Linked DNA regions of Homo sapiens: region 1 is linked to region 2. A link is a loop called in an ENCODE intact Hi-C map of the cell type or tissue named here. Cell type or tissue: endothelial cell of umbilical vein. All regions are shown on one strand. Links, peaks and the distances in the headings refer to the core of each region. The heading gives the core; the rest is flanking DNA. Region 1 holds the start of LOC107984399 (a long non-coding RNA gene). Region 2 overlaps USP2-AS1 (USP2 antisense RNA 1).

Evidence for each region. A loop is a pair of places that touch in the nucleus more often than their neighbours do. Peaks named below come from ENCODE experiments on the same cell type or tissue, not always from the same donor. Only the 100,000 strongest peaks of a DNase experiment are listed, where the experiment ranks them.
Region 1: a loop joins it to region 2, with 7 times the contacts of the local background. A loop is called at or near these places in 7 of 110 quality-filtered maps.

What each region holds. Positions count from the first base shown.
Region 1 is chr11:120,160,347-120,176,124 of GRCh38, reverse strand. LOC107984399 (a long non-coding RNA gene) reads right to left here and starts at 7,148. Exons shown (of 2, transcript NR_159965.1): 1 at 6,977-7,148; 2 at 4,444-6,354. LOC124902773 (a long non-coding RNA gene) reads left to right here. Exons shown (of 2, transcript XR_007062923.1): 2 at 1-814. RefSeq lists enhancers at 6,611-6,770, 12,581-12,750 and a silencer at 6,771-6,940. In endothelial cell of umbilical vein, for the core only: a CTCF peak has its summit at 6,837 (motif pointing right); a DNase peak (open chromatin) is centred at 6,844; H3K4me3 peaks cover 805 bases; H3K27me3 peaks cover 170 bases.
Region 2 is chr11:119,473,179-119,488,956 of GRCh38, reverse strand. All of the region lies in intron 3 of USP2-AS1 (USP2 antisense RNA 1), which reads right to left. Among named protein-coding and RNA genes, the nearest start is that of THY1, 58 kb to the right of the region's middle. RefSeq lists enhancers at 11,344-11,843, 11,844-12,345, 13,365-13,659, 15,039-15,539. In endothelial cell of umbilical vein, for the core only: a CTCF peak has its summit at 7,425 (motif pointing left); a DNase peak (open chromatin) is centred at 7,416.

The DNA of each region.
Region 1 (15,778 bases), core at 5,535-8,034, 690 kb before region 2:
TAACCAGCAAGAGTAATTTCTAATGTCTAAACTAAATGTCTAATCTAATCCAGTGTCTAATTTCTAACATCTAATCTAATGTCTTCATTTCGTAAATAAAGAGAAGGATAAAACAGGCTCATTCATTCATTCACGCATATGCAAATGCATGCATTCATTCCACAAATACTTCTGAGCATGTTGTCTGTTCCAAGTGAATTGGAAGGCACACCTTTGTTTTGGATATGCCACTTACCTTTCATGTTCACTAGGTACATCCTAAGACTGGGAACTCAATCAGCATTGAAAATGCGGTCAAGAAAAGCTCATATGTAACTACGTATTTGGACAAAATGTAGCTCCTACAACTCCTTCCATTTAAGGATCTCAAAATATCTAAGAGCATGATCATTGCCCAGAGGGAGTGATCGTGTGTTGAGGGTTTCATCCCAGCTGGCATTCGGGCGGCTCCAGAATTCCTAATTCTTTGCCACGAAACTGTTTCCAGAGGAGCAGGTAAGCAAGGCTGGGTTCTTTTGCCTCTGTCTGAACCTGCTCCCCAGCCCTTCCCTTGAGTTCTGTACCCTCTTCCCCCATCTTGGGTCCTTTCAGCTTCCACATCTTCTTGAAGCAAAAGGGGAGAAGGTGGGCTGAGAGTGGGACAGAAATACCCCCTTGAACTCTCAGCCTCTCCTGATTCATCAAAGTGGGGAAGTTGGTTGCTGGAATGAGTGGGGGCGGAGAAGAGAGGAAGAGAGGGCTCTGCAGGCTGGGAATGATCCAGAACCCTCATTAATGTCTGACACCTCCAATAAAAGCTGCAGATTCCCCAAAAGCGATTTTTGAAAATCCTCAACTCTTTGAAGCTTGGTGTTTAACTGCCACTCCTTCCGCGGGCTTAATAGGAAACCAAGCCCCTTGGCTTGTACAAAGGGCATCACCTGGGGTAACACCCCTTTTCCAAGCACTTGAGATCCTCGTATAGGAGCCCTTGAGTCTTCTTGCAGCTGGGCATGACAGGGAGGCCTCAGTCCTTGCAGAATGAAGGGCAGTTTCCCCCAAGGCTTGTGGCTATGATGAAAGCTGAGGCTTATTGGCTGGAGTGGGTCAGAGCTGTGCAAGGGAGCAGGGGCAAGACTTGGAAGGCAGAAGGTGGATTGAGTGCAGAAATGTGGTTACGTCCAAGCAGTTATTTTTCTAGACCAACTTCTTTTTTTTTTTTAACTACCTCTCTCCATTTAACTGAAAAAGTGGAACAAATACATATGCTAAAATAGGAATATAATGAAAAGTAAGTCCCTCTTTACCGGAAGCCACCTGTCTCTCAACCTGGAGGCAACTACTATGAACAGAATTTGTGTATCATTCAGAAATTTCTTATGCTTTACATGTACCTTCTTTTCTTGGGCATAAACAGGAACATAGTATCTCCACTGTTCCATATATGACTTGTTTTTAACAATATATCCTGCAGATCCTTACATAAATCGACTGCATTTGTATATGCTTATAAATCTACTTCATTCTTTGCCTGGTGTTATATAGTATGGGTACCACAATTTATTTGCTCCATCCCCTAATGATAGATATTTAGGTTGCTTTCAGTCTTTGTTATTACAAACAAAGCTGCAATGAACAGTCTTGTACAAAGACATCTGTGCTAATATAACTGAGGGGTAGATTTCTAGAAGAGAAATTGCTGCATTTGAGATATGTACCTCGAGTTTGCTAGACGTTGTTTAGGTTGTTTTCTGACTAGCTAAGATTGCATATGAAGTGGTGGAAGAATTGGTTGTCAACTCTCCATCCCTGCTCCCCACATTCTACTTCCTATCCTTTGCAAGAATGGGATACAATGATGGGGATAACTCCCCCAGTGGGGTGACTGAAAATCATTTTTGATGGGCTTTGGGAAGCACAAAGAGAGGTTTTTGTTTTCAGAATGACCCACCCTCCTAATGATGTGGGCTCAGGCTGAGCACTACCTGAGTCCCTGAGCAGAGCCAAAATGAAGAGGGCCTGTGAGGGCCAGAGGTGTCAGTTGGACTCCTCCACAGAGCAGAACCACTAGCCCATTCCTGGGAAACTCCACGGGCTCCCCAACTTCTGCTCACAAAATGCTGCAATCACTTGTGTTGTGGTTTTAACTTTTCAAAGCCTTTTGCAGCCGACGTTTCATTCCACTTCAGCTGGGAGGGAGGCCAAACAGCGATTGTTAGATGAAAAGACTGAGATCCAGAGAGGCTGTGTGATGATGGCGAGTGGTCATGAAAATGTACTGGCTCAAGTGTGAGGAGTCTAAGTTTCAAGTCCAGCCCTGAGGTCAGTTAGCTGTGTAGCCCTAGGCTTCTGTTGAAGTGTTTGGATAGGATGGTCACCAAGCCCCTCACCATTGAGGGTGTGATCTGATGACTGTTCAAGTCCTGCAGTTGGCTTGGAGACAAATGGGACATGACCATTCTCAATTGGCTGGCTGTTGAGGATTCGTTGAGCCAGATGTTGGGTTGCCCATCATATGATGGCTCCAGGCAGTACCACCGTCCTGATGTGGCTCCTGTCTAGGCAGCAGAGGGTCTCTGTTTCCTTTGAGTGCTGGAGCATGCTCTCAGATGCCTCTGGGGGCAGTTTCTGTGGAGGGTATTGTACTGCAGGCAGGGAGACACAGCAGAGGCTGGAGCAGATGGGATTGGCCCAGGCTGCTAGGGACGAGGACCCCCCATGCAACCCCTTTCAGAAGCACTGTGGGGGGAACCCCTCTACCCCATTAACGCCCCTATAATTTATGCCATCTGCCCCCATAAAACCAACCCATCTCCAGCGTCTGGTTCTCCAGATGGCCTTGGGGGCCTAATCAAAGCCAGGCCCCTCGCTGGCCTCTTCCTCTCATACTGGTCTCTTTATAGCCTTCAGCCATCCCGGCTCCAGGCCCCCTTAACTCCTTCATCCCCAGATTCCTCCTCCTCCCGAGGATCTCTGTTCTGTGCCCTTTCAACGCCCTGGACTAGGTTCACACAGAGGAGGCCACCCCAAAGTCAAGTGTGATTTCTTGGGAGAATCGCTAGATTGGGATCAGGATCCTATGGCCACCGCTGACTTACTGAGTGGCTTTGGGACAGTCATTTGACCTAGCCCCCGTTTCCCTATTTTTGGCAAGCAACATTTCAATGAAGAGCTTGCAAGATGTTTTTTACCTACATGGTCTCATTGAAACTTCCAAAAGGAGGTAATTACTCCCCTTCTAACAACTGTCACACGGGGACATTCACGGCAGCATGGGCTGCGGAGAAGAGGAAGTAATACAGAGGTCCGCAGTTACCAAGCCAGACTGGGGAGGGGCCCCACGCAGGTGGCACGAGCCCCTCTCTCCAGGCAGGTCAAGGTCCCCCATGGGAGGGCGTGGGATCTCCCCACAGCTCTGTTGCCGTGACTTCTGGAGACTGAGGCTCTGGCTGTGACTCTTGACACAGGACAGTGTGGGGGAACTTGGGGGAGGCAGAGAAGAGGCCACGTGGAAAGCAGCACTTCTGTTCCACGCCACTCCGCTGAACCCCACAAGGCAGGGGGTGCAGGTCAGTGACAGCCCTCATGCTTCCCAGAGGAATCAGAGCCTGTCCCCGCTGAAGACAAGACAGGCGCAAACAGGCCACACAGGAGCAGGAGGGCTGCAGCCAGTCCCACAGGAGGAAGGGCTGCGCCAAAGGTAGCCCAGGCATCGGGTGGCTGGTTGAGTAGTGGCGTGGAGACACCCTGTGGTGAGATCAAGGAATCACAGTTTGGTTCCCTCCGAAAGGGGATGCGACAAAAAACCCAGAATCAGCGTTGAGTTTCCACCTGTGCTGGATAGATACTTTCCAGAGACCTCCTTTCCCCATCCCGGTGCTCTGGGAGGGTGACGTGCCAATGCCCAGACTCTGCCACCATCCACCTTCTAGCTCTCCCACTTGCCAGCTGTGTGATGGTGGCAACTTACATAACCTCTTGGAACCTCAGTTTTCTTGCCTGTGAGATGGGCTACTTCGTGGGGTTGTTGCACGGATGGGGGCAAGTGCTTGCCCAAGGGCCTGGTATGTAATAAGAGCGAAACAAAGTTGGCCACTGCTGGAGAGGCTACATCTTGTCCAGTGTCACATAGTTAGTAAGGGACTGGTGCAGCAGGGATTGAATCTAGGTTTCTGCAACTCTGCCTCATGGGAAGCAGGGAAGTTGACTGTTGAGTGTCCCCACTCAAAGGCCACGTTTATTTCTGAGATGGAGAAGGTACAGTTAGAGCTCACCTCAGGTGGGGCAAGAGAGAGATGACTGGCCACATCTGACTTTCTGGCAAGCCCAGCTCCAGTCAATGAGAGAGCAGAATCTCCCACAGGTGGGAAGAGGTGTTGGTGCTGCCTCTCCTGCTTCCTTCTCTGTCCCTTCCCCTACCTTCCCCCAGGACCAAGCACCTGGAATAGAGATGGACTCTCTCCCTTCCATTTTACTGAATTTATTTTATAAAGACGGGGTCTGCTGTGTTGTCCAGGCTGGTCTTGAACTCCTGGGCTCAACTGATCCTCCCGCCTCAGCCTCCCGAGTAGCTGGGACTACAGAAACACACCATCATGCCCTGCTAATTAAAAACAAAAACAAAAACAAACAAACAAACAAAAACCAAAGTGTTTTTTGTTTTTTTGTAGAGATGGGGGTCTCATCATGTTACTCAGGCTGGTCTTGAATTCCTGGCCTCATGTGATCCTCCCGTCTCAGCCTCCCAAAGTACTGGGATTACAGGCATGAACCGCCATGCCCAGCTCTCCCTTCCATTTTAAAGAGGAGATCATAGGCTTGGAGAACCCAAGTGACTTGGGCAAGACTGAACTGGCAAAGAGCAGAGTCGAGATTGGGCTGGAGGTCACATTCCTCCATCTGTGACCTCGGACACTGCTCCAGCCGCCATCTCCACGGTGGGGCTTGGGCCCAGGTGCTTGGCTTAGCTAGGCCAAGCAGTGATAGAACATGAAGGACGGGGTGGACTCTTTCCTAGGGTGTTCGGATGACCAGCTCAGAGGCTGGTCCCCACTGGCCAGTGGCCTGACACTGCCGTCCTGCTGGACATATGCACATAGCAGGCAATGCAGGCATTGCTTAGTCCTCGGCTCTTAAATGTCTGGGCCAATCCCAGCTGCAGCCAGTGCTGCCTCGGTGGAGTCAGTGAGTCTTCCCCAGGATCTTGTCTACCCTAACACGTGCCCTGCACCACAGGTTTGCTGAGGGCACTGATTTAGGCTGAGAGCTCATTATGAGGGACAAGCTAGGTGTTATGTGTTGGGTGAGGGTAGAGTTACTAAGCTGTGTGTGTTGTGGGGGGAGGTTGGCAACAAGAGCTGACGTTCATCGTGCCTGTGGCAGTGTGCCCGCTACCCTCACAGCCACTCTGTGAGACAGATGCCACCATCCCGTCAATTTTACAGACGAGAAAACTGAGGCACAGAAATAAAGAAACTGGCCCAAGGTCACACAGTCAGAAGATGGCAGAGCCAGGATTTGAACCCAGGCAATCTGACTCCATAGCCCATGCTCACCACCATTGCCCCCGACAGCCTGTATAAAGGATAGGGCAGTTGGGCTCGACAGAAAGTAGGGTAATGGGGTCCGCAGAGGGACAGTTGGGGCAGGGAAGGGGGCTGCAGGTTCCGATGAGCAGTTGGGGCAGGCTGTGAGGAAAACCAGTGTGTTGGGGGCTTCTTGTGAGAGGCAGAGAGCCTCGGTCAGAGGATTAGAGGTTGTGCCCTCTCCCCGAGAGCAGAGCACTACCTGCAGGCAAGGTATCCCGGTGTGCCAAGAATGGGTTACAAGTGCGTGGTCAAGACAGAGATCTCCCCTCCCCCACCCGACCCTCCAGAGGGTCCAGGGGCTCCCGGGGCATCTCTGGCCCCCTCCCCCAGCCCCGCCTCTGGCTGAGAGCAGCCATCGCCTTACTTCACTGTGCCATAGGGCAGCGTCGTTTCCCGCGAGCCGCGCTGTGAGAAAGCCAGGGAGCCCTGCCTGGGGGCAGCCCCGACTGCAGGTCGCCCAGTGCCCGCGTCCTCCCAGGCACAGGAGCTTGGCACTGCGGGCGCTACTTCCACAGCGGCAGCCGCCTCTGCCGCTCCCAGTGCCAGGCACAGGCAGCCCACTTCCACCTAGGGCTGCTCTGTTATTGGCGGTGGGGTTAGGCCTGACCGTCAGGGTGGGCTCTGCGTTCACCAAGCTCAGGGAATCCCCGAGAAGCTCATTCAATCCATTCGGCATCCCGGCGCCTGCTGCCTTCCACAGGCTGCACGATCCTGGGCAGGGGACCCCCGTGGATTCCAGATCCATCATGAGGATGGTGGAAATAGTAATGCCCACCGCAGAGGGCACCTGCAAGCATTAAATGAGCTGGTCTGCGCATCCCGCAAGCCTTTGCCGAGCGCCTGCTCTGTGCCAGGCAGTGCTTGGTGTGGGGATGGGAAATGAACTAATAAACACAGTGCCCACGCTCAAAGAGGGGAAGTGGCCAGGGCCAGGGAAACGCACCCAGAGACAGAAACTGGGATATGCAATGAATAGGGCTCGGCACAGAGCCCAGCACGGAGCACGCCGCCCGCACACACTCCTGGGCCTCCCTTTAGAGCAAGAACAGCCTGGCCGGACAGGGGATTTCACCGCTGCCCTCTGCAGCCCGCAGGGAGCCCGAGGGCAGACGTAAAGCCCATGCCGGCGTCGGCCATGAAACAGGCCTTTATGGGGAGCGGAAGCAGCCATCAAAGCCTAGCGAGCCGGGGCAGGCCAGGGAACGCTGAGAGCCCGGACGCGGAGCGCTTCCCACCGCCCCCACGGCCCCGGCCGTGGCGCCTCCCCGCCTGGCCACACGGGGGCGCGCTCCCCCTCCGCGCCTCGACTGCTCTACGTCCGCGAGCCCCGTCCGCGAGCCCAGTCCGCGCGCCCCTCGGGTCGCTCACCATGTCCCGCCTCGCGCCACCTCCCCGTCTCTACCGCGTACCTTCCGCGTTCCTCTCCATGTCCCCTCTGGGTCCGCCCAGCGCCCCGGCTGCGCCCCCTCGGCGCCCTCTTTGCCGGGTCTTTTGCTCGCATCCTGCCCGCATTCGCGGCGGAGAGAAGGAAGACACAGCTCGTGCAGCGCTTCAGCTTGAGCGGGCTCCCTCGATGCGCTTCCTAGGCTAGCAGGGTGTGCGGATGCCGCTCGGCTGAGTCGCGGGGAACGACGGTAGCTCACGCACTAAGCGCCCTCTCCGCGCTGGGCTCCGAGGGTGCGGCGGCGGGACCAGACTTTGCAGGGCTTTGTACAGTCTCCAGGCCTGGGTCTCTCTACTGAAGGGACTTGGGCAGGGTGTGAAGGAGGGAGGTGGTGGCGAGAGGGAATTTATGTTCGGAAAGATCCCTCTGGCTGCTGGGTGGAGGGTGACTTGGAGTGAGCTGGAGTTGCCCTACAGAGAGCAACCAGGAGATTCCTGAGAAGTCCAGGAGGTGACGGTGACAGGGTCACGCAAGTGCAGACTCCAATGCGTTACACATATATGTGGGATTCGGGCGTCGGTCCAGCCCCTCCCTACTCCCTGAAGCCGCCCCAGGCCATCACTTGTTGGACTGCAGACCCCCTCCCTTCGCAGAGATCCCTTCCCCACCCCAGGGTGTTCCCGGCCTGAGGCTCCCACCAGATGTGCCACATCATGGGTAAGCTGTGACCATCACTAGCACCACTATGTCCACAGCCAATGTAGAGACGTCCAGTTGGGTGCCTGCCTGGACCCCACGTCAGGCCCTCAAAAGGGAGCAGCCCCCGAGAGTGTGTATGTGGTGGCTGGGGTCGCCACAATCTGTAGTCCGTTCATTGCTTTCAGACCCCGAAGCTTGCTTCTGTCTGTAGAGTCAGAGGCAGTCTGTCTTCGAGGAACTGATTAATGATAAACAAACTTCCAGGAGACTGAAAAGAAAGTATAACGTCAATGTAGTATGTAAGGTTCTCACAGAGCTGTTGTGAGACACACTCACAAATATTTGGCAGACACACACACACGTGCTAGAACGGTGCCTGTGCCGCGCATGTTAGCTGTGACTGTGATGAATGGAGAGAGTGTCCAATATGCGGGTCTGCCAAATATGGTGCTTCTCTGGGATGCTGACTAGGTCTCCTGGCTCCTCAGTGGGCTTGGATTCAGAACAAATGATGGTTCATCCATCCTCGTAAAGTGTCACCGGAAGTTCTCAGGGAGGCCCCCTGAAGTTCCCTGTCCTCCAACAGAACATGCCTCGCTGGTGCCTGAAGTGTCCCTGTTCACCAGATATGCGGTGGGGCTCCCCCAGGAACTGCGGGATCGCATGGAAATAGTCCGTCTCTTTTTCTGGCTTCCTGCCAGCCATTACTTTTTGATGACCAAACAGGGCTCAAACGCTTGGGCTTCTTATTTCCAGTTATGACCACAGACCAGTCCTGCCTGTCTGTATACACCCTCGTCGCTGTGACTAAACTTGGACGTTTCCAAATCTTTTCAGCTTCAAATTTACGGATAGTCTCTTGGGCCACCTCTATACCCTTCCTGTGTGGGTTTCACTACCCAGTTTAACTCTCGGAGAATTACCCCGGAGGCTTCCCTCTGCCCCGGTTGCTGGCAATAACCGCTGTGCCTGTGTGGCCAGGTTCACCATCCGCCATCCTCACCAGGCACTGATAACAACTAGGAGGACTCATATTTTTAACTTTAGTTTACAAACCATATATGCTCCTCTGTTTGATCTTCAGAACAACACCATACTACTGTGAATTATCATTCAACTACACACATAAGAAACTGACGTTTAGAGTGATAATTAGAATTGTATTAGGTCTCATAATGATTATGCAGCAGATTCAGGACCAAACTCAACACTCATGGCCCAAGATCCTTTTACAGTACCCCTCTCTGCCTTCCCAGTACAATTGATAATCAACTCCCTGCTATGGCCAGGGTGCTACTGGTAGCATCACTATCCCTACCACGGGTCTTACCCAGCATCTGTATGGCCAATAGCCACCATCATGCCCCATCAGTTGTACTTACAACTGAAGAAAAAGGCAAGTGCAGTTTGTGAATGGACAGTTAGTAAGGTGTTCACACTTCACACAAGATCCAGGGTAAATCTGTCTGAGGGGTGAGAAGAGAGAGGTAGATGGAGGCATTTCAAGATAGAAAAAAATCAGAGGATCACCTGCCCCCATCAATCAACGATAGCAAGACTTGGATATTAAAGTTGATTATTAGCCAAAAGACTTTGGGCCAGTCACATTGATTCTCTGGGCCTCAGTTTCCTACTGTGTAAAAGGGACAATAAAGTTCTAGCTTCCAGTAATGGAAGAATAGCTTTGTTTTACTAACCCTTCCTCCTTCCCTCTCTCCTCCCCAAGCAGCCACCAGCAGCAGATAACAATGATAAAATCTAGACAAAATATTTTTAAAAACCCATTAATCGAAGACATTGGAGAATGATTAAATGCAGGCAGAAACTGAAGGGATGTCCGCCCATGAAAAAATGAACTGCAAAGAATGAGACTTAGGAGTTTGCAGCCTTTTTCTGAGGGCATACCACATGGGTGGGTTCAGTGGCAGAAGCTGCAGACTTACTAGTTTGAGGTATCAGGCAGAGCAATCAGAAAATTGGGAATGCTGAAAGCGAGGGAACCGCAGAGGGCGTGAACCCTAAAATCTAATGTAAAATCTGCTCAAATCCTTGGTTGATTGCTAAGCTATTAAGCTAAACTGTCAAGCATGAGGGAGACCCCAGGCAGCCTGGCAAAAAAGCAGCAGCTAGAAGCTGAAGGAACTGAGCAAAGGTTTCAAATGTTACTCACCACAGGAGAGGCAGAGTTTGGAGTTTGAGTCTAGCCAAGTTAACTAACTGCTGCAGTTGAAATTACTCTTCTAGCTAAAAGCAGAACTATCATTTGACCCAGCAATTCCATTACTGAGTATATACCTGGGGGAATATAAATCATTCTACCATAAAGACACATGCACACGAATGTTAATTGCAGCACTATTCACAATAGCACAGACATGGAATCAACCTAAATGCCCATCAATGACAGATTGGACAAAGAAAATGTGGTACATATACACCATGGAATACTATGCAGCCATAAAAAAGAACAAGATCATGTCTTTTATGGGAACATGGATGGAGCTGAAGGCTATTATCCTTAGCAAACTAATGCAGGAACAGGAAACCAAATACTGCATGTTCTCACTTCTAAGTGGGAACTAAATGATGAGAATTTATTAACACAAAGAAGGAAAGAACAGACACTGGGGTCTTCTTGAGAGGGAAGGTAGGAGGAGGAAGAGGATCAGAAAAGATAACTATTGGGTACTGGGCTTAATACCTGGGTTATGAAATAATATGTACAGCAAACACTGATGACACGTGTTTACCTATGTAACAAACCTTCACATGTACCCCCACACCTAAAATAAAAGTTAAAAAAAGAAAAAAATTACTCTTCAAAGGTATATGACAGAATCCAGAGTCTCTAGTACATATCATTCACAATGTCCAGTATCTAATCAGAATTCACAGGCAGGCAAAGAAACAAAACACGGCCCATACTCAACTAAAAAACATTCGATTGACCTCAACCCTGAGGTGATCCAGCTATTGCAATTAGCAAAGATTTTAGAGCAGCTCTTATAAATATTTGAGAATATAAAGAAAAATATATGGATTATGAATGAACAGATGGTGAATATCAGCAGAAAAATACATCCTATAATAAAAGAAACAAATGGAAATTCTAGAACCAAAAATGATCAAGCAATAAAATAAAAAATTTACTAGATGGGTTTAACATCAGATTGGAGGTAGCAGGAAAAAGAGTTAGTGAACTTGTAGCTAGACCATTAAAAATTATCCTATCCTAAGGACAAACAAAAAATTTTAAAGAAAAATGAAGAGCACTTCAGAGGTCTGTGGGACATCAAGCAGTCTAAGATGAATGCCACTGGAGTTAAAAAAGGAAAGGAGGAGAAAGAGAATGAGTAAGACAAATGTTTAAATAAATAATGACCTAAACTTCATAAATTAGGTGGAAGGACATTAATTAGCAATTCAAGAAGCTCAGTGAACCCCAGGCAAGGTAAGTACATAGAATACCATACCTAGGCACCTGATGTTCAAGCTGCTGACATCCAAAGATAAAGATAATACATTGAAAGTATCCAGAGGAGAACGATGTTACCGATCATGACCAGCTTCTCAACACAATGGAGCAGCATCTTTAAAATGCTGAAAGAAAAAAGCAAAACAAAACCCTGCCAAGCCAGAATTCTATATTCAGCAAAATGTTTTTAAACATGAAGACAAAGTAAATACATTTTAAGATAAAAATGAAGAGAATTCATTAGAAGCACAACTACACTACAAAAAATGTTAAAGGAAGTTTTTCAGGCTGAAGGGAAATGGCACCAGATGGTAGCTCAGATTTGCCAGAAAAATAAAGTCCATCAGACATGATAAATATGTGGGTAAATATAAAAGACGACACACATATCATATTTTCTTATCTTAAATCTTTAAAAGACATATGGCTGTTTAAAGAAAAAATTATAACACTGTCGTGAGGGGTTTATAACCTATGTAAATTAATATATATGACAAAAGCAGAGCAAAGTATGGAGGTAAATTTAAGTGGAATTATTCCTGCGATTCCTACATTTTATGTAAAGTACAATATTAACTGTAAGTACATTGTGGTAAGTTAAGATGCATGTTATGATACCTGGGACAACCCCTAAAATGCAAAGAAAAATAGATAAGAAAGGTAATAGAGGAATCAAATAAAATAGTTAGAAATATTTGATTAATTTATTTTTTCTTTCTTTTTTTTTTTTTCTTAGAGAAGGAGTCTCACTCTGTTGCCCAGGCTGGAGTGCAGTGGCATGATCTCGGCTCACTGCAACCTCTGCCTCGTGGGTTCAAGCAATTCTCTGCCACAGCCTCCCGAGTAGCTGGGATTACAAGCGCACACCACCACGCACAGCTAATCTTTTTGTATTTTTAGTAGAGACGGGGTTTCACCATTTTGGCCAGGCTGGTCTTGAAATCCTGACCTTGTGATCCACCCACCTTGGCCTCCCAAAGTGCTGGGATTACAGGTGTGAGCCACCGTGCCCAGCTGAATAATTTCAAATAAGTCAGGAAAGGAAGAACAAATGAATGAGAGAACATGTGAAATAAATAGAAAACAAATAGGAAATGACAGAACTAAACTCAAATTTATTTATATTACATCAAATGTGATTTGACAAATTATTGATAAAATGATGAATTAAACACTTTAATTAAAAGGAGTAGACTATCAAAATGGACAAAGAAGCAGGACCTAGGTATATGCTGACTGTACGAGATGAACATTAAATACAAAAAACACAAACAGGTTGAAAGTAAAAGGATGAATAAAGATATACCATTTGTGATGGTCAGTTTTATGTGTCAGCTTGGCTTGGCTATAGCACCCAGTTATTCAATTAAACACTCATCTAGGTGTTGGTGCGAAGGTATATTGTAGATGTGATTAGCATCTATAATCAGTTGACTTAAAGTGAAGGATATTATCCTTAATAATCTGAGTAGACTTCATCCAGTAAGTTGAAAGGCCTTAAGAGCAAAATTGAGGTTTCCCAGGGAAAGAAATTCTGCCTGTGGACTGACTATAGCCTCAGCTCCTGCTAGAGAGTTTCCAGCCTGCCAGCCCACCCTACTCTACAGATTTCAGATTTGCTAGCCCCTTCAGTCACATCAGCCAATTCCTTGAAATTCTGTCTCTCTGAACACACACACACACACACACACACACACACACACACACACACACCCCTGTATATCTATAGAAATATAGATATCCAGTAGGTTCTGTTTCTCTGGTAGAACACTGACTGATGATACACGATTCAAATAGAACTCATCAAAAAGCTAGAGTTACTAAATTAATATCAGACAGACTGAACTTCAAGACAAAGTGTATTACCGGAAATTAAAGGGATATTTCATAATGATAAAAGGATAAATATATTAAGGAAGCATAATACTTAGAAATATGTACTAAAATCTAATAATAATTAGTTATAATTATTATAATCTGCACTAAATCTAATAACAGGGCTTCAAAATGAAGCAAAAACTGATAGAACAAAATCAATAGAAAAATTTACAATTATAGTTGCAGATTTTATCTGCAACTCAGACACTGATAGCATAATTAGACAAAAATTCAGTTAGAATACAGAATATTTGAATGACACTATTGACTTCCTTGACTAAATTGACATTTATAGAATACTACACATAATAACTGCTGAATACACATTTTACCTACAAGTGTCCATGGAATATTCACCAAGATGGATCATATGCTGGGTAAAATAACAAGTCTCAATAAATTTCAAAAGATTGAAATATTATAAAGTGTTTTCTAACAAAGATGGAATTAAATTTAAAATTAATAAGATATTTAGAAATTAAATAAAATTTTGGTATGTTGTATTTTCATTATTTAGTTCAAAATATTTTAAAATTTCCCCTTTTTTAAAATTCTTGAGTTATCTGAAGCTGTATTATTTAATTTCAAACTGAATCCAACAATATATGAAAGGGTTATATATCTGACTAAATGAGGTTTATCCATTTTATATTTGTAAATCAGTTATTATAATTAATCTCTTTTACAGAATAAAGGAGAAAATTCATATTATATCTCAATAAATGCCCAAAAATCATTTGACAAAACTCCAATCATTCATGATAAAAACTCTCAGAAAACTAGAAAAGTGACTTTCTTAATCTGACAAAGGGCATCTATGAAAAACCTACAGCTAAAATCATACTTGCTGGTGAAAAACTGAATACTTTCCCCATAGATGAGGAAAAAGACCAGGATGTCTACTTTCACCACTTCCATTAAACAATGTACTGGAGATCATGGCCACTGCAATAAGGCAAGACAAATAAAGACATAAATACTGAAAATGAAGTAAAACAGTATGTATTCACAAATGACATGATAGTTTACGTGGCTAAAAACCTTATTAAGACAAATAAGTGAATTTAGTAAGGTTGGAGGATACAAGGTCAATACATACAAATGCATTGCATTTCTGCATATTAGCAATTGGAAAAATAATTGGAAAAGGAAAAATTCCAATTACAATACTATTATAAATAACAAAATAGTTAAAAATTCTTTAACAAAAAGTATGCAAGAACTGTGTACTGTAAATTACAAGACATTGCTAAGTGAAATTAGAGAAGACCTAAATAAATGGAGGGATAAGCCGTATTTATGAGTGAGAAGAGGTAATTTTTGCCAAATTAATCTAAAGAGTTAATGTAATTCCAATAATAATCCTAGAAGGCTTTACTGATAGCATTTTACAGGCTTATTTTGAAAATATATAGAAGTACAAAAGACCCAAGTTATCCTGAAAAAGAAGCAAAACAAAGCTGAAGGATTTATGCTAGATTACTTTAAGACTTAGAAAACTACAGCAATCAAGACAGTGTTGTATTGGCATATATAGACAAGTGGATCAGTGAAACACAATAGAAATTCTAGAAATACGCTTGCACTAACATAGTTAATTGATTTTGGACAGAGGTGCTAAAGCAATTCTATAGAGGAAAGAAAATCTTTCAACAAATGGTGCTTAAACAATTGGACATCTTTATTCTGAAGAAAATGAAACTTGACCCCTGAACCTTATGCCATATATCAAAAAATTAATTAGAATTGGATCATAGATCTAAATATAGCAGCTTAAAATATACCTTTTTTAAAAGTAAGCATAAAATAATATTTTTAAGACTCAAAGGTTGGCAAAGATGTCTTGAATGGAACCCAGAAATCAATAATCATTAAAGAAAAAATAACATATTAGACTTCATTAAAATAAAAAAAATTTTTGCTCATCAAGAAGCATTTCTGCTTTCAGCATGATAGAGTAACAGCGACTAGATTTACCTTGCCACTTTCAACAACTAGAAAACTGGACAAAATATGTGAAAAAAATGTTTTACAGACATTAAATAATAGGCAGTGCAGGGCTGTGATCCTTAAGAGAAGGGGAACAAATGAAGAGAGCCCTACAATGGCTTATTGCCTGGAGGCAGTTTCCAGGTCACAGAGCAGGGGGAGAGAAGCAAAATACACCTGGTAGTCTCACTGAATTGAGAAGAAAGTTGCAGTTCGGGGAGGCCAAGGTGCTTGAACTTGCAGGGCAGAGTAACAAAGAGGAGAAAGTTCACAGAAACAGACAGAGGTCTGAGATCTTCATAGGTGTCCCTTGAGTCTTTGACAGGCTACTTGGATTTATACTCTGTGAGAGTAAATGACCCAAAGCTGAAGAATCACCAAAGGATGGGCAGAATTGTATAGTGGTGAAGTCTGGGCTTTTAGTATACCTGTCACCCAAATAGCATATATTGTACCCAAACAGGTAGTTTTTCATCCCTCACCCCCCTTCCACCTTCCTGCCTTCTGAGTCACTAATGTCCATTTAACCAAAAACTACTCATAACCCTAAAGCTATTGACATAATAATAATAATAAAAGAGTGGGCAGAACAGTTTCTGGAGCTTATATGGAACTTAGAATTTGTGTTCCTACCAGCCAAAGTTGAGAGATCGTATAATACATGGGACATTAGATAGAATGTTCAGAAGGGTATTGGCTTAGTACTGGGTTAAATTAATTCTAGTCTAAAGGCTGCAGTGGGCCCACTTTAATTACAAAGCTTAATCATAAGGTTTGCAAGGATCC
Region 2 (15,778 bases), core at 6,450-8,949:
CTCCCCCACCTCTCTCTCTTGCAATTTCAGTAAAAAATGAGAACAGTAGAAAGCGGACCCCCTCGTTGGTCAGCCTTTCTCCCTCCTGAGGTCTGCAGAGGCCTGAAGGCATCAGCTGGGCTAGGGCAGCACCGGCTCCATTCCTGCGGACAGGCTGTACTCCAGGGCTCCATAAGCCCAGAGGCCAGGTCCGGGGAGCTGCAGGAGAGGGCAGACTTGGGGGACAGGGGGAGCCTGTGGCTAGAGAGAGTCAGGCAAACCTGTGAAGTAGGAGCCTCACTTTGTCTCCTGATGCCCCTCTCCCTCCAGGAATGTCCTCCATTGCCTCCAGGTCCCTACAGGTCTCAGGTCAGAGGCAAGACATCCAGGACATCTAATGCTCCATCTATGCCACCTGTGCCAGGCCTCTGAAGGTCACCCCTTCAAGAAAGCACCAGCCTGAGTCAGGGGGCCCGAGCTCCAGCCCTGCTCAGAATGCCACTGCTCTCTCTGCTTCAGTCGTCTCACCCAGAAGTGAGGCCACCTCCAGAGTTGGGGCCAGGATCAGATGGGATGATGCAGGTGCAGGCGCCTTGTAAAGAGTGCAGGCTGCTGTTTGCTGACCACTCATGCCGTGCCATGCCCTGTGCTGAGTGCTTAAGTGTGTAATCTCATTTTGTCTTCACAAGAATCTTCCAGGAGAGTCTATTGTCATTTCATCTAAAGAGAAGGGATCAAAGCTCAGGGAGGCCATGGAACTGCCTAAAGGCACACAGCGGCCGAGACCTCAAATCCCTGTTCTTAACCCTGTTCACACTGTGTTGTCAGGTGCTAGTCTGAGTTTTGTTAAAGGTACCTTTGAAGAACTATTGATATGGTTAGGCTTTGTGTCCCCACCCAAATCTCATCTTGAATTGTAATCCCCGTAATCCCCACATGTCAAGGAGAAAACAGGTGGAGGTAACTGAATAGTGGGATCAGTTTCCCCCATGCTGGTATCATGATAATGAGTTCTTATGAGATCTGATGGTTTTATAAGGGGCTCTTCCCCTTGGCTGAGCTTCTTCTTCCTGCCACCTTGTGAAGAAGGTGCTTGCTTCCCCTTCACCTTCCACCACGATTGTAAGTTTCCTGAGGCCTCCCCAGCCATGCGGAACTGTGAGGCAGTTAAGCCTCTTTCCTTTATAAATTACCCAGTCTTGGACAGTTCTTTATAGCAGTATGAAAATGGACTAATACAATTATCACCCCAAGAGATAAGTGCAGGAGGAATTTCAGGCTGTGCATGTGTGGAGGAGACACGGGGTTGAGGAGAGCTTCTAGAATTCCTCAAATGACAATAATAGTGGCCAACTTGTGCAGGCTGTGTGCTAACCTGCACACAGTTAGCCTGCACAGGTTAGCCACTATTATTGTCATTTGCTAGCCACTCTGATGCTGTGGCTGACTATGTGCAGGACTCTGCTAAATTCTTTCTCTTGTTAACTCATTTAATACTTACCATCCTCTAAGACAGGTACTGTTATCATCTCCAGTGTGCAGATGGAAAAGCTGAGGCACAGAGAGGTGGCTTAAGGCATTCAAAGGCATGTGACTAGTTAGCCTCTGCCCCTTACAGCCTCAGCCACGACACCGAGGGAGCTACTTCTCCTCCCACTGACTCCTCTTCCTGAACCAGAATGTACCTTGTGGGAGTTGTGGGACAAGGAATAAATGGGGGGCTAATTGTCAGAATAAGAACCCCAGACCCAGGACCCACAGTGAGGATGGGGATGTCTCTGCCCTGACTTTCAGGTCAAAATCACCTTCTCTGTCTATCACACCCCTCTCCCCCGACACCCAACATAACACCTATAGTCCATGCTGTTCAAGGCTGTGGTGCTGAAGGAGGGGGTGTGGACTGGGTACCCTGGGACACAGGGCTGCTTGGCTGTTAGTCTCCTGGTTCCTCCCACCCCACCCCGGAGCCTCCCAATCTCCCTCTTGAGTGTGTCCCATCTCTGGCTCTCTGTGCCAGTTGCCCTTGTTTCCCTTACCCCCATCCATCCCTTTTCCTGGCACCAAGCTTCAGATTGCAGGGTCACCTCAGCCACTGGACAGTCACAGGGAGCCAAGGACAAAAGGACCAGTGACATCACTTGGGAATGAGACCAGGAAGTTCAAGCCTGGCTGACGGGGCCAGGGAGGGGAGAGCTAACCAGGAGATGACAGGTTCACCAACCTGTCAACAAGAGTGTATCTAGACCCAGCAATGCTAGGCTGTGGCTGAGCAAGTCACATGGACTGTTAACCAAGGGGTCTATCGGGGCAGCAGCAGCAAGGGACCTCCCCTGTAATGCAAGACTTCTGTCACCTCAAGCTTCTTCTCCAGGATATGTTCCATCTGTACTGGGGAGGGGGGAATTCTCCAGACAGAGCCAGCGCCTACCCCCCTCCCCTAACACACACGGTTGCACTGGGCATGCATCCTAATAAGCAGTCATTTAGGCATATTTTGCTGCCCTAAAGATTTTGAAAATCATGTAAAAGTATGCATATAATATGATAAGATGTAACACATAAATGGATGATGTTCAATCAAAGCCAAGACTGGTGGGGCCTCATCTTCACGCCAAAGTGAGAGGGAAAGCAAGGTCCAGGAAGGGAGGAAAGGAGGAGGCAGTGGCCAAAGACCCAGAGACAGAGTGAAGGGACAGAGCTAGCGACCGAGAGGTTCCAGAGAGAAACAAGGCGCCTCAACCCGGCAGCTCCCCAGGCCTGCACTGGGCCACCAAGGGCTCCACATGCTCGTCATGAATTTCCCTTTTCTGTCAAAAACAACCAAGACACAGGGAGAAGAAGCATAGAATAATGAGGTGAGATCAGAGGGGATGTTTTTGTACTCAGAACATTTCAGAAAATTGGCTCTGAACATGGGGGCAGTGACCACAGAAAGGAAAGCAGTGACAAGGTCCTCAGAATCCAAGAGACAAACGCTCCCTGGGAGAAAGGAGTGGTGTTTACTTGCGTGTTCATTACCCTCTACCAGCAGCGAGGACAGTGCCCAGCACACAGTAGGTGCACAGTAACTATATCGAATCATTGATGAATGAACACCAGCTTTTCAACACAGCTAAGGTTTTATTAGCCCTTAAGCCTGAGGAAAAAAATACATCCCCCATGGGTAGTTCCAAACAGGCCACTGATGAATGGGATGGGCAATTCATCCATTCATTTATTCATTCACCCATTCATTTACCCTCCAATATGTGTTGAGCCCTTCCCAGTGCGCACTGCTCTAGGATGAATCAGTGGACAAAACATAAAAATTCCTGCCCTCAGGGAGCTTTTGTTGTGTTGGCAGAAGACAGTGCAATAACACAGACGAGCAATGGGCTGGGGTGTGAGAAGGTCATGCATGCCATGGAGGGAAATAAAAGGGACAGGGTCAGGCAGCAGACTTGCAGGAGGTGAGGGAGGGAGCCAGGCAGCCATGTGAGGAAAGAAAAATGCAGAGGCCCCTGGGGGAGCCTGCGGGTAGTGCAGGTGTGTGAGTGTGTGGGTGTGCGGGTGTGCAGGCATGTGCGGTAGGGATGGCTGGCACGCCTGAGCGAGGTGCAGGCAGTGGGGAGGGCTGCAGGGCAGCAGTCTGGGCTCCGGGCAGTTGAGAGCCTGGCTTTCCTGGGAGCAGAGGCAAGACGGAGCCTCTGTGCTAAGCAGGGACTGCAGGGGCCATGGAGGGACCCGAGGCAGGGCGGGTTTGGTTGGGCTCTGGATGTATTTGGAGGGTTGGCGGCAGGACTTCCTGGCTGATGGGGAATAGGGTGTGAGGAAAGGCGGGGAGTGCAGTGCTTCACGGTGCCCTCACGAAGCTTCCACACTAAGCGCAAAGGGGAGTTTGCTGCAGCTGCCTCCCCACACCCCTTACCCCTGTCCCCACTCCTGCCCAGCACAGCCCAGGCCAGAGCAGTTCCCCAGTTTTCATCTCAGCCCAGCTGGCACCCTCTGACCACAGACCCCCCGCGGAGATGTGAGCACTGCCAGCCTGGGAAGGGAGGCCCAACCTGTCCCCAGCGCCCAGGTGTCACTGCCTCATTAGCTCTGTGCTGGGCTCCTCCAGCACAGGACAGCAATGTGTGTCTGTGACCCCAGTGCCACCACACAACACACACACATGCTCACACATGCACACACACTCATACACACGCACTCTCACACACAGCCGCTCACACGCCCTCATACACTCGAAATGCTCACACACATACAATTTTGCATCCTCACATTCACACTCATACATTTATACGTGCTTTCATACTCACATACACACAGTCACACCCACACACAAGGGTGTGTATTTGCACCCCCATAACGCCCATATTGCCACGCACACTTACTCCTTGGGGCTCCCTGGGTGAGTAACCCCATTAATTCTCTTCCTTCCATGTTAAAAAGAGGAGGCTGGGCCTGCCTAGAATCACGTGGCTTATGACCGTTTATGGCTCATAGACCCTGCTGAGAACTTGGTGAAAGCCAAGGATCCTCACCCCCATTCTCTCTCACACTCACACTCACACACACTCACTCTTGCACACATGCACACACATCACATTTGGTTTTGTGTTTCCAGGGCTCATGACCCTCCAGAAGGCCCTCCACAGACCTGGGTTACGAACACTGGCCAAGACACTGTGGTGGAAAGGGGAAGGACTCTGTGCAGGACCTGTGCCTGGCACTTCGCAGCCCTCAGCTCTGATCCTGACAACCCAGCAACACCAAGGCAGGACTGGGCCAGCCAGCCCCAGCCTCCCCCAGACTAGGACCCCCCACACCCCTCAGATTCCTGGGACCCCCTCCTCCATGCCCAGCCACTCTGCCTTGCTTCCTCAGCTTGCTGACTCAGAAAGGCTTCTGGTGCATGGAAGGCAGTCGAGAGGCCTAAGAGGCCCTCCTGGCATCCAGGCTGAGCCAGGCGCGGCCAGTGTGCCCCAGGACCTAGCACCTTGTGGGTCCTAGAGCCGCAGGAGGCGGGAGGGAGGGAGCAGGAAGCTGGCATGCGAAGCAAGGATGAAATATTGATGCCTGAGTCCTGGTAAAGCAGAAAGCGCTGCTTGTCCATGAATAAAAAAGCGGGTCGGAGGAGCAGGCTGGGCAGCAGATTAATTAATCTAAGTGAGCGCTCGCTGTGCTTTGTGCCATGAGGGAGGGTGCCATGAGGGAGGGTGCGTGTCCCAGCCACAGACCCAGCAGTAGTCCTCTGTACCAGGCAGGCAGCTGGGCCACACCAGAAACATGGGCAGAGCTGAGCACCAAGTCCAGACAGGCGGGAGGGGCAGAGGCAGCAGACCCTCCAGGACCAGCCTGGGCCTCTCTGCCCAGTGCCCTGCCGGGCCACCCAAGATGACAGCTTCCCCGGCAGAAGGAGACCCAGAGACAGCTGCTTGGAGGGGCGAGCATTGGCAGGACAGGATCTCTGGTGATGAGAAGCATCCCGGGCTCCTGGGTCCTTCCCAGCTGTCTCAATCTCCCCCTCGGGGAAACTGACAGGACCAAGGTAAAAGAGGGGGGAAGGTGGGGAGAAGGGTGGAGGCAGCAGGTCTAAGATTTGGCACAGGAAGTTGGCTGCAGGCTGGGCACTGCACTGATGTTGGCAGGGATGGTAGCCACAGGTCTGTGAAGGCGAAGGGTTGGAGGGTGTTGGAGCCATTCCACCCTCCCCAAGACTCATCCCATGCTAACCCAAGATCCTGACAGCTTCCTGCCTGGGCATAACCTGGAAAATGCATTGGAGGAAAGTGGGCCACAGGTTGATTGGACATGGTGCTGGAGGTCTCACCAGGAAACTGTGCCCACGACCTCTGCATTTTTTCTCATCCCCTAGATGTAGCGGCTTTCACAGGCTCTTGGCAGTTTTGTTTCCCAGAAGTTACACTAGGACTTTGCGGGCAGGGTGGTGACGTCCGTCATCATGCTCCCCATCTTCAGAGTCCAGCAGAAGTGTCCTAACTGACCCCTGTTCCCAGGGGAGGACCTCCCATCCCAGTGGTACGAGCTCCCCCATCCCCACCCCAACCAATGCTCAGTGGGTCCAGGTGCCCTTGGCTCAGGGCACCTTCCCGCTCTGCGATGTCCATGCACAGCACCATCCCTGGAACCTTCTCTGGTCAAGGGCCAGGTCAGATTCCAGGGGGCCTCGGCTGGTGCCAGCCCCAGTCCCAGTCCCAGGCAGGCGGCAGACACCCTCCAGCCCACCCTTCCTTTCAAAAGCCTGAACCCTGGATCACAGTCAGGAGCAGCCTCTGGAAACCAGCCCAAGACCAGGCCATGGGGAGAGGACATCAGTGGGGGAAAGAGGCGCAGCGGGCCTCATTGCAGGCTGGTTACCTCCACAGCCACGGCCATGACCTCTGCCTGCCTCCTGGCCCCAAGCCTGGCAGTGACCTCCCTGGACCACACAGCCCACTGCTTCTCTGGCGGGGCTGGAAGCACTTCCTATCTGTCCTGCTCGCTGGGCATTTATCACCGGCAGCCTGCCCACACCTCTTGTGCTTTGTCTCATCTTTGTTATTTAACTTTGTTTCACGTAGGATTATTCCTGTCTCTCCCATTAGTTCTCAGCTTCTGGAATGCAGGGGCAAAGTCTTTTTCATCCCTATGGTTCCCCCAATCCCCTACACAGCACCAGGCCCTTGAGAGCCACGTTGCACAGGTGTCGGAGTGAATGCATGAACATGCGGGGCCTGGGGCAGCCCCTTGGGTCGGACCCCAACGCCCAGCCAGCCCTGGCACTGCCCACTGCCTCAATGGGAGCTGGCACTGGCCAAGGGCACCTGCTCCGCACCTGCCCAGAACCAAATGGGATTTTACAAGTATCTAACCTTCCCCACTACCATCAAGGCAGGCGTGTCTCTCCCATCGAACAGATGACAACACTGAGGCTCAGCACTTGCCCAAGGTCACCCAGCCGACAAGTAGCAGGGCCAGGAACGGCAGCATCCTCGCTGGCACCTCCAAAAGCCAGCTGTGAGGAGCCCTGAGCCGAGGGCCTCTCCTGGCTGCTGAGGAGGCTCAGAGCTGGATGCAGGCCAGGGCAGGACAGGTCCCATGGCTGAGAGCAAGAGCAGGCGGGCACGGAAACCTCACCCCTGTCCCAGGGCCCAGGAAAGACTCGGGCGTCCAACCAAATCCACTCGGCTTCCAGAGGCTGCCCCGGACAGACGTCACCGGGCCTGGGATCAGGGTGGTGTTGGTGACCCTCACCAGCCCAGAAATAAGCACAGGTTCCCCGGAGTCCTGCCAGAGATGAGAAAGGCAGCAGGTTGACCTGGGGGCGCACACGGCCGTACCTCCGCGCCCCCCACCCGCAGCGCGTTGCCTCCGAAGCGGGAAGTCCCAGGTGCATTCATTCCTGAGAAGAGGCCGGGCAGCCGGAGCCCGCCATTTCTGCAGTCACAGCGCCACCTCCTGGCCGACCGCGGCGTGGCCGTAGGGGCCGCTCCACCATCGGAGAACTTCCAGACCGCAGGCCTTGAATCAGGCATCCAGCAAATATTGACTCAGCACCTCCCTTGGGACAGGAGTGATGTTAGAGGTTGGGTATACAGTAGTGAAGAAACAGACTAAAAGCCCTGCCCTTGCAGAGATTACATCCTAATGGGGGAAAGAGGTAATGCATAAGTAAGGTCAACACGTAAAACAGACGGTGTATTAGAGGGATGAGCACCCAGGAGAAAAATAAAGCCGGAAGCGGTGAGTAGTGTCAGGGAGGCTGTGGTTTTACACAAAGTGGCCAGACACGGTCTCACCCAGGCAGTGACATTTGCGTAAAGCCTGGGAGGAGACGAGGAGAGAGTTGAGCAGACTTCTGAGCTAGGGCATCCCAGAGAGCAGGCACAGCAAGCGCGAAGGCCCGAGGCCTGCCTGGAGGGTCTGAAGAACAGAAAAAGGCCCTGAGGATTATGTGGAGGCTGGAGAGGGCAGGGGTGGGGGCAGACCCTGAAGGACCCTGTGGGCCATGGCGAGGGCTTTGCCTCCATGACATGGGGCTTCATGGCCGGGCTCTGAGCAGGGGGATGGCGTAACTAGCTTGTGTTTTAAGAGGATCTCTCTGGGCACTGTGTTGAGAACAGACCGTGGGGTCAAGGGTGGAAACAGACATCAGTTAGGAGTCCACTGCAACCTCCAAGCACCTTGGCCCTGGGGTAGCAAAGACAGTGGGGAGGTGAAAATGGCAGGATTCTCCCAGGTGTAAGAGAGAAAGGAGTCAAGGACGATGCCAAGGCCTTGGCCTTAGGTAGAGAAAGAAGCTGTCCCAGTACTGTCTTTTGCTGAGGCTCAATGGGAGAAGTCAGGAGTTCCGTTTGGGAATTGACGGTCAGAGTTGTCAGGTGAAATGTCACGGGGGCTGTTGATAAATGAGTGTGGAGCTCAGAGGAGAGGCCCTGCCTAGAGCTACAATCCGCAAGTCATCAGCACTTGGGTGACATTCAGAGTGAGACCGGATGAGATATCAGACACTCTGAAAGCAGAGCGAAGGGACCAAGGAGAGAGCCCCAGGGCCCTCTGACATTTCCAGATCAGGAAGATGTTGAGGAATTGGGGAGAATGAGAAGGAGGAGCCAGCGAAAGAGAGGACACCAGGAAGGGGGGCTCCCAGGAACCCAAGTCAGAAAAGAGGAGGAAGCGACCAACCACGTAAAAAGCCACTGATCCTTAAGTCAGGGCTGAGAAAGGTCCCCTGGGGTTAGCAATGTAGAGGTCACTGGTGACCTTGATTGTGGTCAGAGTGGGGACAAAAGTCTGACAAGAGTATGTTCAAAGGAGAATGAAAAGAGAGAAATCAGAGACAAGTTGAGACAATTCTTTTGTGGGATTTTGCTGTAAAAGAGAGAAGAGAGATGGGGAGCTAGCTGGAGGGGCCGTGAGTCAAGAGAGTTTTTTCAAGGCGGGAAAAAATACGAGCTTGCCTCCATGCTGACGGGTGATTGGGGTACAAAGGGAAAAACGTATTGAAGGAGAGGTCAGGGAGAAATATGAGAGTGCTGTCCTCAAGCAGATGAGAAGATCTGACTGTGCTTCCAGAGGAGATGCACTTCACAGCCGCCAGAGGGCTAGAATGGAACACCAGGCAATCACAAGAATGGGGAGAAACTGGAACCCCCAGGCCCTGCTGGTGGGAATGTAAAATGATACAGCCACTTTGGATAACAGTTTGGCAGTTCTTCTAAAAGTTAAACCTGCAGTTACCATATGACCCAGCAATTCTACTCCTAAGTATGTACCTAAGAGAACCAGAAACATACAACCACACAAAAACATGCACACAAATATTCATAACAACATTGTCTGTAAGAGCCAAAAAGTAGAAACGACACCAATGTCTATCAACTGACCAATGGAATATTATTCAGCCATAAAAAAGAACAAAGTTCTGATACAGGCTACAACATGGATGAGCCGTGAGTACAAAATGCCAAGTGAAAGAAGCCAGTAGCGAAAGACCACATGGTGTGTGACTCCATTTATATGAAATGTCTAGAACAGGTGAGTCTGGAGAGACTAGATTTCTTCAGAGACAGCATAGATCGGTGGTCTCCAGGGACCAGGGAGGGGGAATGAGGACTGACTGCTAATAGGAACGGGGTTTCCCGTGGGGATGAAAATGTTCTGGAATTAGGTGGCGGTAAATGTTACACAACTCTGTGAACACGCTAAAAAGCACTAAATTGTACACTTTAAAGGGGTTAATTTCATGGAGTATGAGTTATATCTCAATAATAGTATTTTTTTGAAGATCTGGTCATACAGAGTGGAGGGGTTGCCTCAGCCCAGGAAGGAAGCAGAAGACCCAGGCAGATGCAAGCAGGTGTGTGGTGTGGGGGTGGGGACCATGGACATTCTCTCCCAGTGGCTTCTATTTTCTCAGTGAGACAGGAAGTGACATCATCAGCTGAGAGTAGAAATGGAGGCTCCAGGGAAGAGCACAGGGACAGAACAGATATGTCACCGCAAGAGGAAATGAATGGGCTATGGAGATTCAGGAGGATTCCCAGGCAGCATCAGGCCCACGGGAAGGAAGCAAAGGTGCTGGGAGGCAGGGGGCAGTGGTCCCATGTCAAGTGGGCCCAACAGCCTGAGAGTGTGGAGACCTGGGTCACCAGCATTGTGCTCCCCACATAACACGGTTCGCCCACTCTCTGGACATACAGGGGTTCCCATGGGAGTTTGATACAAACCCTAAAAATATGCCTACCTACTACCCATCACCTTTTAAAATGCACATTCCCTGTCACTCTGCAATTCCTCTTGGGGAATTCAGTCTCAGAAACACTTGCATGCAGACACAGCTGCATATGCAGGGATGCTCACAGCAGAATTGTTAGCAATCTCAAAAGATGGGAAACCACCTAAGTGTCCATTACTGGGTAAGTGGTTTTTAAAAATTATAATACATCCACACGATAGAATACTCTGAAGCAGTAAAAGCCATGAAGTGGTCCAGACGTACTAACATGAAAGGATTTCCATGGCATATCATGGGTGGAAAATCAGGTTGCAGAATAATGTGTGTAATATTATATAATTTTCTTTCCTTTCTTTTTATACAAAATGGTATGTATGCATGTGTGTGTTTAGATTATTAAAATATACATAAGGCCTGGAAAGGATGCACTCTAAATTATTAATGGTGTTTAATCTCAAGAACTAGGTTTTGCAGGAAGGGTTGAGGGGGTTGATGAGGCAGAAGGGATTTCAGAGGGAGGCTTTCATTTTGTGCTTTTTATGTTTTTTGAACTATGCTTTTTGAACATGTAACATGGAGCATATATGCTTTGGAAATTTAAACAGGAAAGAAGGCTGAGCTCAGTGGCACATGCCTGTAATCCCAGCACTTTGGGAGGCTGAGGCAGGAGGATCGCTTGAACCCAAGAGTTTGAGGCTGCTGTGAGCTGTGATCACACCACTGCATTCCAACCTGGGCAACAGAAGGAGACCCTTTCTAAAAAATAAAATAAAATAAAATAAAATAAAATAAAAAGGAAAGAGCTCATTGTGCCCTCTTGCGCTTCTTTCCCTCTCTGGACTAGAGGACCCTGGAAGGCCAGCATCCTCCCTAGCCCAGACAATGCTGTGCATTGGTCCCTGGAGATCATGGCGGGTCCTGACACCTGGGCTTTCCCTTTGCCCACCTCTCTTCACCCCCAGACAAGGGATGAGGTTCAGAAAAGCAGGAACACTTGCAGCACCCAAACCTCCACTTTTTCTCCTCCCCTCACACCACCACTGCTCCCCTCCAGCTACCTCCCTGGGGAAGAAGGTGTCTGATCAATCCAGTAGAACCAAAGCGGAGAGAGGTAGCTCCGTAATGCTAATAGCATGGGTTTATATAATGCTTGCTGTGTACCAGGCACCATTCTGAACACTTCTCATGAATGAACTCACAACAGTTCTATGGGTTCCACACTATTACTTTACTATCCTGCATTGTAGATTTCAAAAACACAAACAAACAAATAGGAGTCACAAAAGGCCAAGTAATTTGCCCGTGATGCTACTACCATCTATCTGTAAGTGGAACCTGCACAGTGAGGCTGCAGAATCGGCACACTGACCTCTGCAAGCCGTGCCCCTGCGAAGCCACAGTCCCGCCCTCTTCATTCCTTCCTCTGCTCTTCTGTGGCTCTGGGTCACCTGACGTCTGCTAGGGTCAGGTACTCTCCAGGGCAAGACTGTGGCATCCTCAACACAGACCCCCCGCGCTGACACACGCCTGGCAGCCAGTGAGTGCTCAGCAAGTGTCTGTTGAATTAACTGTGGCGTGCACCACCCTCTCTCCCGCCCAGGGATGAGCAGATCCTTTCCCCTTCAGAGCAGTCCAAACAAGGCAGCAAGTTTGCTCAGGAGCCTTCCGGAGTACTGAGTGGAGAGCAGCCCATGGGGATAGAACAGAGGCTGCCACTGAGCTCCTGCTCCTGCTGGATCAGACTCCTGCTCTGGGTCAGACCACTACCGCCCTGGCTGTCCAGGTCCAGCTGCTGGTAACGGTTTGTGTTGGGAAGGGTTCCTCCCAGGTTGGCCTCAACTCCTGTCTGCCCTTGACTGAGCTGGACTCAAGCCTTGCAGCTGCCCCATCCCTCTCCCAGAACCTGGCCCCACTCCTTGGGGTTCAAGCTGCAGAAGGGTGAGCCCAGACAGCCCATCCCTGAGGCCTGGATCTGGCTACCCTTCCTCCAGCTCATCCACTCCCAGCCACCTTGGCTACTTCCACCCTAGACACAGCTAGGTGCTCACCCTGAAACAGGAAGTCCCCACAGCTGACCCTTCAGTCCTTCGCTTTACCTGCAGAAACCCCCAAGCTCTTGTAGCTCTAAGTCCCCTGAGAGCTACTCACAAGTTCAAGTTTTCAGGCTGAGGGTCATCAAAGCCCCTCTGTTCATTTGCAGAACCTGGAGCAGAGCAACATCTCCACAGACCAGCTCACCTGGCCAGTTCAGAGGCAACTCTGCCCACTTCCTTGGTCCCCCTGTGACTTCCATGGCATAGAAATTTGGGAATTCAAGCTTCCATCTATCCATCCATCCATCCATATATCCATCCATCCATTCATCTACTCAGCCACATGTCCAGCCACCCACCCAACCATCCATCCACTCATCCATCCATCTATCCATTCATTTATCCAACCATCCACCCATCCACCCATCCATCCATCCGTATATCCACCCACTCATCCACCCACTCATCCACCTATATATCCATCCATCTATATATCCATCCATTATCCATCATTCATCCATCTATTCATCTACCTACCCATCTTTCCACCCACCCACTATCCATCATTCATCCATCTATTCGTCTACCTACCCATCTTTCCACCCACCCACCCACCATCCATCTATTCATCTATATATCCATCCATCCATCATCCATCTACTTATCTACCCACCCATCTATCCACCCATATACCCATCCCTCTCTCCCTCCCTCCCTTCACCCATCCATCCATATATCCATCTAGCCAACCAGCCAACAAATGTATATAACGTGACATGCTGGACCCTAGGGATCCTGAGATGGACACATTATGATCCTATCCTCCCTCTGAGGGTAGGAAAGTAAAAGAAGAAAGGGATGTTTTCCAAAGATTATTCTAAGAAGGTGCTGACTAATGGAACTTTCCGTGATGCGGCTAATGTTCTCTTCTGTGCTACTCAATATGGTCAACAGCCATTAGCCATGTGTGGACATTCAGCATCTGAAATGTGGCTAGTGTGACTGAGGAACTGAGTCTTTCATTTCATGTAATTTTAATTAATTGAAATGCAAACCATCACATGGCACCAGTGGCTTCAGGACGCCACAGACCTAAGAACTGTGGTAGCACAGAAGGGAGGGGAGGCTTCAGGGAGGAGACAACATTAGGCGGGGCCAGGCTCAGACTCAGCCAGCTTGCTCATTCTTCTTCCCTGACACCTGCTGGAGCATGTCCAGCCCCGGCCAGACCCTTAAGCATATTTTGGAAAGTCTGTTGTCACAGTGCTGAGCTCAGCTGGAGGCTCTTCTGACCTTGCACACCCTCTCTGAGGTCACTGCTGGGTGAGGCCTGAGCCCTTCTCACTCCAGGAGTTCCTGACTCATCCTGGAAAAAGCAGAAAAGCCTCTGTATTTCTCAAGAACCAGCTTCAATGTTAAGAAGAGGGCAGACATGACCCCAGGCATGACCCCAGCTCGGGGACACAGGGACAGGGTATAGGGGGCAGGGAGAAGTCCAAAACAAGTGAGAAGCAGAATAGAGAGCCAGGGCCCAGCAGAGGGTGAGGTGAAAACTGATGGAATGAGACATGGAGGAACGGACAGCCCAAGCCAGCAGGGCAGACAGAGTAAGAGAGATATGCCACAGAGCGACGGCTAACATGAGCCAGAACGGAAGGGACATGCTGAGGTAAAAACAGCTGGAGGCAGGCTGACAGGTGGCTACAGACAAGACTAAGACAGGCTGACCAAAAGGCAGTCTGTGACCCCAGGAGAGGTGGGGTGGGGGTCCCAGAGGGCAGCTCTGAGATCTCTGGCACATCCATTGACTGCACTTGCAGATCAGACCACTAGGAGGTAGCATTGCTCCAACCACTGCCACTAGCCCGGCATCCAGCTTCCAAAAGATGGTTACAGCCAGACTCCCTGTCATGGGCAGCGGACATGGCTTCACTGAGAGATGTAAGAGGCTGGGATAGGGGGACCCAGGGCATCTATGCCCTAGCCTGGAGAGTCCCTCTCTCATCACCCAGGATCTCCTCAAACCTGCCCCTTCCCTCCACATTCCCAGTCCCTGGCCTTGTCCCTTTCCTGACAGCTGCCTGGGCTCCCAGAGCACTGAAGGACGGAGGCTCAGGATGCCCATCAATTCCCTGTCTTTGCCTGAAAAAGGCAAGTGAGGATTCTAGGTCTGAGAATTGCCCTTAGCTCCTGCCATGGGGCCTGGTCCATGACGAGGGTCTCATGGGTTCTTGGGTGCAAGGCGTGCTTCACATAGATCCAGGGGTCTTGGCTGACCCCATGCTCAGCAGCAGCCAAGTGCAGCTTTGGGCTGCATTAACAGAACCAAATGTCTGGATACAGGACTGCATTCAGCAATGAAGCCCAGTCCTCAGGCTATAGCTCTGGAACAGACAATGTAGCACAGGAGGAAGAGCGATGCGGACCATGTCATAGTTACAAACCCAGTCGTGCACATCATAGGGTGGTGATCTCATCAGATTATAATACCGTATTTTTGCTCTACCTTTTCTGTGTTTAGATGCCCAAATATTTGCCATTGTGTTACAGTCACCTACACTGTTCAGTACAGTCACATGCTGTACAGGTGTGTATCCTAGAAACAACAGGCTCTATCATGTGGCCTAGGTGCGAAGCAGGCTGTACCACCTAGGCTTGTGTGAACACAGTCTACGATGTCCCCACAATGACGAAACAGTCTTATAATGCATTTCTCAGAATGTGTCCCTGACGTTCAGTGGCATGTGACTGTCCCATCAATGGAGCACCAACACTATATACATCAGCTTCTCTAATCCTTACAACGGCCTGCATAGTTATACCCACTTTACAGATGAGAAAACTCAGAGAGGCTCCTTCTCTAAAGGCTATCCTATAAATGTAGGTGTTTCTAGGGGTTCCATTTCAGGCCTCTTCTCTTTTTCCTCTGCATGTATTCCCTTAGCCACATCTGCTCCTATAACCTAGCCTTAATTCTCAAATTAAGTCCTTGCCCAGATCTTTCTTCTGGGTTCCAGACTAGTCCATCCACCTGCTGTCAGTGGCCCTCACCAGCCTCCACTGCACCCAATTCAATCAGCCTCCCCCTCCTGCTCACTCTGCCCTCACCCTGGATCTCGGATCCTAGCACCACTCAGCGCCATCTCACCTCCCTGAGCCATGCTGCCATCACCCTTCGCCTCCATGTGAAGTGTGGCTCAGGGAGATGAGATGAGGCTGAGAGTGGTGCTGCTCTGTTTTTACTGGTGCCCTCCACACTGCAGCCAGAGTAGTCTTTTTTTTGGCAGGGGTGGGGGGTCGGGTCTTGCCCAGGCTGGAGTGCAGGCTGAAGTACAGGCTCGTCACCCAGGCTGGAATGCAGTGGCGCCATCTCGGCTCACTGCAACCTCCTTCCACTTCCAAAGTTCAAGCAATCCTCCCACCTCAGCCTTCCGGGTAGTTGAGACCACAGGCGTGTGCCACAACACTTGGCTAATTTTTAATTTTTTTGTAGAGGCAGGGTCTCATTATATTGCTCAGTCTGGTCTTGAACTCCTGGGCTCAAGCA